2 separate regions of the Homo sapiens genome follow, and region 2 is linked to region 1. A link is an interaction called in ENCODE POLR2A ChIA-PET data of the cell type or tissue named here. Cell type or tissue: A673. All regions are shown on one strand.

Region 1 (4,000 bases):
AGATTGCGTGGTGATTTGTGCCTATAGTTCCAGCTACGTGAGAGGCTGAGACAGGAGGATTGGTTGAGGCCAAGAGTCTGAGGCTGCAGTGAGCTATGATTGTGCCACTGCACTCTAGTCTCGGCAACAGAGCAAGATCCCGTCCTTAAGATAAAAATTAAGGGAAAAGAAAAGAGGGCTCAGTGACTCATGCCTGTGATCCTAGCACTTTGGAAGGCCAAGATGGGAGGGTTGTTTGAGCCCAGGAGTTCAAGATCAGCCTGGGCAACACAGTGAAACCCCATCTTTACAAAACATTTTTAAAAAATGAAAAATAAAAAAAATTAGCCAGGCGTGGTGTGCGCCTATAGTCTCAACTTCTTGGAAGGCTGAGGTGGGTGGATTGCTTGAGCCTGGGAGATTGAGGCTGCAGTGAGTCATAATCGTGCCACTGCACTCCAGCTTGGGTGACAGAGCAAGACCTTGTCTCATTAAAAAAAAAAAAAAAAGAAAAGAAAAGGGAAAAAAAGGTGAAATTTGGAGTCAGGCAGAACTGGACTCAGGCTCTGGATCTGTGGATAGAGTAAAAGAAAATTAAGCCCTAGTATCCCCATCTTTGCTGAATTTCTAGTCCAGGTAAGAAGACCAGGCCAGGTGCAGTGGCTCACAACTGTAATCCCAGTACTTTGGGACACCTGAGGCAGGTGGATCACTTGAGGTCAGGAGATTGAGACCAGCCTGGCCAACATGGTGAAATCCCGTCTAATAAAAATTAGCCAGGCATGGTGGTGGGTGCCTGTAGTCTCAGCTACTTGGGAGGCTGAGGCACGAGAATCGCTTGAACCCAGGAGACAGAGGTTGCAGTGAGCTGAGATCACACCACAGCACTCCAGCTTGGGTGACACAGCAAGAGTCTGTCTCAAAAAAACCAAAAACACAAACAAAAAAACAACAACAAGCAAATAAACCAAAAACTAGCCACCCAGAAAATCAGCTGGCATTCCTAGTGTCATAGCAAAAAGATCATTTGCCTGGGCAACGGGGACCTCAGTTCTGGTAGCAACTGATTAATCTCCAAGCCTTTTGCGGGCAGGGTAGGGATCTTGTGTGTTTTGCTTTCCATTTATTTCCAGTGTCCAGCACTATGCTGAAGACTGAGTGATAAATTAGCATTGAATGAAGGACGGAGTATGACTTTGGGCTAGGCTGTTGAGCACTGCAGCTTCTAGGTGTAAGAAGTGGGTGTAATAACCTTTGTCACAGGATGTGTGTGTTGTTTCAATGATGTAAGGGAAGGGCTTTATCCACTGGGTCACCTGTCTGGATGCAACGTGATGGTTTTCTCCAGCCAGGCGCTGTGCCTTGTGGATAAACAAGAAGGCTCTGAGGCCAGACAGGCTTGGGAGACCCCAACCCTGCCACTTACAATCTGTGTGGACTTCAATGAGGTGCTTAAATTCAACATCTAGTAAGCTGTCAATAACAGCTACTCAATAAAGCGTCCTGCCAGGGCGGGGACTTCGCTTTGCCACATTTGAGCATCTCCCGCCAGCTTTGTACTGTTTTCTGTTTGCCCACTAGAGGTCAGGCTAACCCCAAAGTTCAAAGCTCCTAAACCCAGCCCAAAACACCATTTCTAAAGTGTCCAGGCAGGGCGCGGTGGCTCACGCCTGTAATCTCTGCACTTTGGGAAGCTGAGGCGGGAAGATCACTGGAGCCCAGGAGTTCCAGACCAGCCTGAGCAACAAAGTGAGAGCTCCAAAATACGAAAAAATTAGCCAGCAGTTGTGACGAGGGCCTATTGTCCCAGCTATTTGGGAGGCTAAGCTGGGAGGATTGCTTGAGCCCTGGAGGTTTAGGCTGGCTGCAGTGAGCTATGATTGTGCTGTTTCACTCCAGCCTGGGAAACAGAGCGAGACCCAGCCTGAAAAAAGTGTCGGGAGGGGAAGATGACTTAACCTGTGAAACCGCGCTGGTCATACAAACACATTTTCCAAGGTTGCTCTCTGTCCTTCTCAACCAACCCTCGGATTTTATCACTAGACTAAGAGAATGGAGATTTGTATGGAGGGCAAATTTATTGAGTTACTTCTGAGAAATCATCAGGGAACAAAGGACACAAAAGAAAGCGAAAGCTGGAGGTAATAATAACAATTTCCGAGTATTGACGATGTATTGGGAACTTAAATAATTTTACACTTATTAACTGATTTCATGATTGTAACACTCTATGGGGTAGGTATAGTTTCATGTTACAGATGAAAAGCCGGCACGGAGATGTAGCACTGGGCTCTTAATCACAGTGTGATGCTGAGATTGGCAAGAGCCTGACTGCCATTAGGAACCAGCTGATATATTTCAGGCCTGGGATCTATGAAATACAAAAGGCTTTGAGCATTTCCCAGGTGCAGATATTTTTGTTGTTGTTGTTTGTTGTTTTGAGATGGAGTCTTGCTCTGTTGCCCAGGCTGGAGTGCAGTGGGGTGCTCTTGACTCACTGTAACCTCCACCTCCTGGGTTCAGGTGATTCTCCTGCCTCAGCCTCCTTAGTAGCTAGGACTGTAGGTAGGTGCAACCATGCCCGGCTAATTTTTGTGTTTTTAGTAGAGACAAGATTTTGCCACGTTGGACACACTGGTCTTGAAGTCCTGCCCTCAGGTGATCTGCCTGCCTCGGCCTCCCAAAGTGCTGAGATTACAGGTGTGAGCCACCGTGCCCGGCCCCCAGGTGCGGATGTTTTTGGTCTTTGAGACACATCTTTTGGGTTCGTTGAACCAGGGAGAAAACTCTCCACCTCCCTCCTTCATTTATCTCTGTCTGTGGCTCTTTGGGGGTCACACAGACATGGGTTCAAATCTTGGCACTGCTGTTTGCCAGCCGTGTGGCCTGGGTAAGTATGTACTTTGCTGAGCCTCAGTTTCTTCTACTGTAAAATGTAGAATTTTTCTCACAGGCCACTCTCCAATCTCTCTGACTCCTCTTCTGTCTCCTCTGGAATGTGAGTTCCTGGAGGAAAGTTTCCTTCTTGGCCAGGCATAGTGGCTCACGCCTGTCATCCTATCACTTTGGGAGGCTGAGGTGGAGGATCACTTGAGCCCAGGAGTTCGAGACCAGCCTGGGCAACATAGTGAAGCCCTGTATCTGCAAAAATTAAAAAATTAGCCATATGAGGTGGCATGCATGTGTAGTCCCAGCTACTCAGGAGGCTGAGGCAGGAGGCTGACTGAGCCCAGGAGTTTAAGCCTGCAGTAAGTTATGATTGTATCGCTGCACTCCAGCCTGGGAGACTCTGTCTGGAAAGAAAAAGAAAGAAGGAAGGAAGGAAGGAAGGAAGGAAAGAAAGGAGGGAGGGAGGGAGGGAGGGAGGGAAGGAGGGAAGGAAGGAAGGAAGGAATTTCTAATGTCCAGAACAGCCTGGCATATGTTAGATGCTTAAGAAATAAATGCTGATGGCTGCCTGATGCTTCCCACTGAATGTCCCTTAAAGTGTAAGTCTATATTCCCATTGAAAGTGCAGAACTTCAATCATTTGCTAATGACTGTCAAGCAGCCATTCATTCATGGATGCATGCGTTCATTGCTGAACACTTGTGCATTAGAGGCTGGGCATGGTGACTCACACCTGTTATCCCAGCAGTTTGGGAGGCTGAAGCAGGCTGATCATTTGAGGTCAGGAGTTCCAGACCAGCCTGGCCAACATGGCAAAACCCCGTCTCTACTAAAAATACAAAAATTAGCTGGGCATGCTGGTGCATGCCTGTAATCCCAGCTACTTGGGAGGCTGAGGTAGGAGATTCACTTGAACCTGGGAGGTGGAGGTTGCAGTAAGCTGAGATTGCACCACTGTACTCTAGCCTGGGTGACAGAGCTAAACTCCGTCTCAAAAAAAAAAAAAAAAAAAAAAGTAGGAGCCTGCTCTCAAGAACTTCAAGTCCAGCATGAGACAAGCTGGCCATTATGGAGTTCCAGCCTCAACAGTCCCACCCTTGGCTGGCCCCACCATCCATGTGCGTTTTCTGTG
Region 2 (4,000 bases), 990 kb after region 1:
AAGGAGGGAGGTGCAGAGCCAGTGAAATGTTTTAGGCAGGGAAATGACATGAGCAGATTGTGGTTTTTGAAAGGTCACTCTGGCAACTATGCCAAGGAGAGACTTAAGCAGGAGCAGATGGAAGGAAGGAGCCCCAGTAGGAGAAGATTGGAAAATGAGGCACAGAAAAGGGCTATTTTCACGATAAAGCCATGTTCTCTCATCACAGCCTCTAAGGGCCTAGGTTAGGGTTCTCCAGAGAAACAGACCCAACAGGATATATATCTAGGAAGAGAGATTTATTATTAGATAGTGCCTCACCAAATTATAGAAGCTGAAAAGGCCGAGTGTGGTGGCTCATGCCTGTAATCCCAGCACTTTGGGAAGCCGAGGCAAGAGGATTGCTTGAACCCAGGAGTTCGAGACCAGTCTGGGCAACATAGTAAGACCCCATCTTTACAAAAAATAGAAAAAAAAATTGGCCGGGCATGGTGGCGTGTGCCTGTAGTCCCACCTATTAGGGAGGCTGAGGCGGGAGGATCACTTGAGCCCAGGCAGTTGAGGCTGCAGTGGGCTGTGATTGTACCACTGCTCTCCAGCCTGGGCAACAGAGCAAGACCCTGTCTCAAAAAAAAAAAAAATAGGTCAGAGGTGATGGCTTATGCCTGTAATTGTAATCCCAGCACTGTGGGAGGCTGAGGTGGAAGGATACTTGAACCCAGGAGTTGGAGGCTGCAAGTGACCTATGATTGTGCCACTGCACTCCAGCCTGGGCAACAGAGCTAGACTCTGTCTGTAGAAAAAATAAAAATTGATAGATAAGCTGAAAAGTCATCTGATCTGCTTGTGTAAGCTGGAGACCCAGGAAAGCCAGTGGTGTAGTTGAAGGGCCTGAAAGCTGGAGAGCCAGTAGTGTAGATTCCAATCCAAACCTGAATGCCTGAAATCCAGGAGTACCAAGGACAGAAGATTGGTATTTCAGCTTAAGCTGTGTGTTAGTCTGTCATTGTGTTGCTGTAAAGAAATATCGGAGGCTGGGTAATTTATTTTTAATTTTAATTTTTTTTTTTTTTTTTTTTGCAGGCTGGAGTGCAGTGGTGCAATCTCAGCTCACTGAAGCCTCCACCTCCTGGGTTCACACGATTCTCCGGTCTCAGCCTCCTGAGTAGCTGGGATTACAGGCACACACCACCATGCCCAGCTAATTTTTGTATTTTTAGTAGAGAAGGGGTTTTGTCATGTTGGCCAGGCTGATCTTGAACTCCTGACCTCATATAATCCATCTGCCTTGGCCTCCCAAAGTGCTGGGATTACAGGCGTGAGCCACCATGCCTGGCCTTTTAATATTTTTTGGTTTTGTAGAGATGGTTGTCATTATGTTGCCCAGGCTGATCTTGAACCCCTGGGCTCAAGCAATCTTCCTATCTGAGCCTCCCAAGTAGCTGAGACTACAGGGACTTGCACCACCACACCCAGCTGATACATATTTATATATATATATATTATCTCTTTTAGATTAAGGAAAAAAAAAACCCCATGAAATAGGCACTTATCTTATTTCTTAGATGAAAACAACATAGTTCTAATCACAATGCCTGCACACCCAACCACTACATTAAACTCCTCAACCACTTCCTACCCACTTAGCCTTTATCCTTTCTGTTGTGGTCTCCAGACCATCAGCATCAATGTCAGATGGAGATCTATTACAAAGACAAATTCTGGGGCCTCATTCCAGACGTACTAGATCTGAAACTGTGTGGCGGGGCCCTGCAATTTGCAACAAACCTGATTCTGACACATGCTAGTTTGAAAACCATTGATCTAGATGTTGTGGGACATCTATACCTTACATCTTTCCTCACCTCTCCAAAGGGTCATGGCCAACACTCCTATAACAAAAAGACGGGTTAAGACCAGGTATGGTGGCTTATGCCTGTAGTCCCAGCACTTTGGGAGGATTGCTTGAGCCCAGGAGTTTGAGACCAGCCTGGGCAACATGGTGAGACCTTATCTCTACAAAACTAAATAAATTAGCTGGGAGCGGTGGTGTGTGTGCCTGTTATCCCAGCTACTCTCTGAGGACTGAGGTTGCGAAGATCATTTGAGCCTGGGAGGTCAAGGCTGCAGTGAGCTCTGGTGGTGCCACGGAACTCCAGCCTGGTTGACAGAGCAAGACCCTGTCTCAAAAAAAAAAGGCTAACAAGAGAAAAGCATAACAGATTTATTTAATTAAAGTTTTACAGGCCGGGCACAGTGGCTTACTCTTGTAATCCCAGCATTTTGGAAGGCTGAGGTGGGCGGATCATTTGAGGTCAGCAGTTCAAGACCAGCTTGGCCAACATGGTGAAATCCCGTGTCTACAAAAAAATTCCAAAATTAGCCAGGCATGGTGGCGGGGTGCCTGTATTCCCAGCTACTCGGGAGACTGAGGCAAGAGAATCAATTGAACCTGGGAGGCAGAGGTTGCAGTGAGCCAAGATCGAGCCACTGCACTCCAGCCTGGGCGACAGGACTTCATCAAAAAAAGTTTCATCAAAAAAAAAAAAGTTTTATGTTGACATGGGAGCTTTCAGAAATAAAGACCGAGGGAAGGCTGTCTACTTTTATATTTAGGTTTGATGACCAACAGCCAGGTAGAAATAGGATTGAACAAAATGGTATGAGTGATCTATTAGACTTAGGTGGGGGGATCCAGCAAGGCCTGTCCAAATTCTTCTTGGCTTACCTGTATATCACTCCTTCTTCCTAGGTATAGGGCAGGAATAAGGGGGCATGACCACCTGTTATCAGACAAAGTAGCTCAGATAATTGCTTTTTTTTTCTTTTCTTTTCTTTTCTTTTTTTCTTTCTTTTTTTTTTTTTTTTTGAGACAGAGTCTCATTCCGTGCCCAGGCTGGAGTGCAGTGGTGTGATCTCGGCTCACTGCAACCTCCGCCTCCCAGGCTCAAGTGGTCCTCCTGCCTCAGCCTCCTGAGTAGCTGGGACTACAAGTACACACCAGCACACCCAGCTAATTTTTGTATTTTTTTGTAGACACGCGGTTTCACCATGTTGCCCAGGCTAGTCTTGAACACCTGGACCCAAGTGATCTGCACGCCTCAGCCTCCCAAAGTGCTGGGATTACAGGTGTGAGCCACCATGCCCGACTGAGAATTTCTTTATGGCCAACTCTTAAGCAGAAATAAAGGAAGGCTGGAGTAATATGTCTAGGTTTTGTGGCTGGCTTTAGGGGAGAGGGGTTTGAGTTTCCCTGACCCATCTTGGGAAAGAGGAATTGAGTTTCTGTGGCTTGCCTTGGGAGAAGAAAGACGGGCAGGAGGTCAGAGAACCTTTGCTCTGAGGCTGCTTCTGAGGGTTTCCACTGTCTTTGAGTTCAAAGTACTCGCTATGCCAAAACACCATGCTCTGGGATATGGTTTTCTGAGCTCCAACAATGTAAAAATGTTAAAGGATTGCAGGTGCTTAAAATAAGTAAAGTTTCAGGAGTTGAAGGATGGTCCTTGGCAAACTGTAGAGCTCATGCCCCCTGTAGCATGTGGAGACTCTAGTCACGTCCAGGTTTTGTTGAAATGTGGAAAGCCGGGTCCAGTGTTGCCAGATGTTCAGAATCTTCAAGAGATAAATATGTATTAAAGATTTTATTTAGGCCAGGTGCAGTGGTTCACGCCTGTAATTCCGACACTTTGGGAGGCCGAGGTGGGCGGATCACCTGAGGTTAGGAGTTCGAGAGCAGCCTGGCCAACCTGGTGAAACGCTGTCTCTACTAAAGATACCAAAATTAGCCGGGTGTGGTGGTGGGCGCCTGTATTCCCAGCTGCTCAGGAGGCTGAGGCAGGGGAATCACTTGAACCCAGGAGGCAGAGGTTGCAGTGAACTGAGATTGCACCATTGCACTCCAGCCTGGGCAACAGAGCGAGACTCAAAAAAAAAAAAAAAAAAAAAAAAAAAAGATTTTCTTTAACTCCTTAATGAGGAAACTGGTGAGATGTTCAAACCAGTCCAAAGAATGGACATCATG

What was found. ChIA-PET counts read pairs that join two places held together with the same protein. Peaks named below come from ENCODE experiments on the same cell type or tissue, not always from the same donor. Only the 100,000 strongest peaks of a DNase experiment are listed, where the experiment ranks them.
Region 2: POLR2A ChIA-PET joins it to region 1 with 6 read pairs; 2 of 35 experiments call an interaction of 5 or more read pairs at or near these places.

The regions. Positions count from the first base shown.
Region 1 is chr16:24,502,497-24,506,496 of GRCh38, reverse strand. No RefSeq gene overlaps it. Among named protein-coding and RNA genes, the nearest start is that of RBBP6, 35 kb to the left of the region's middle. In A673, a CTCF peak has its summit at 1,557 (motif pointing right); a DNase peak (open chromatin) is centred at 1,576; H3K27ac peaks cover 923 bases.
Region 2 is chr16:23,512,632-23,516,631 of GRCh38, reverse strand. It overlaps a transcript of GGA2 not described here. Among named protein-coding and RNA genes, the nearest start is that of GGA2, 4.1 kb to the right of the region's middle. In A673, no CTCF peak of the experiment used is centred here; no DNase peak of the experiment used is centred here.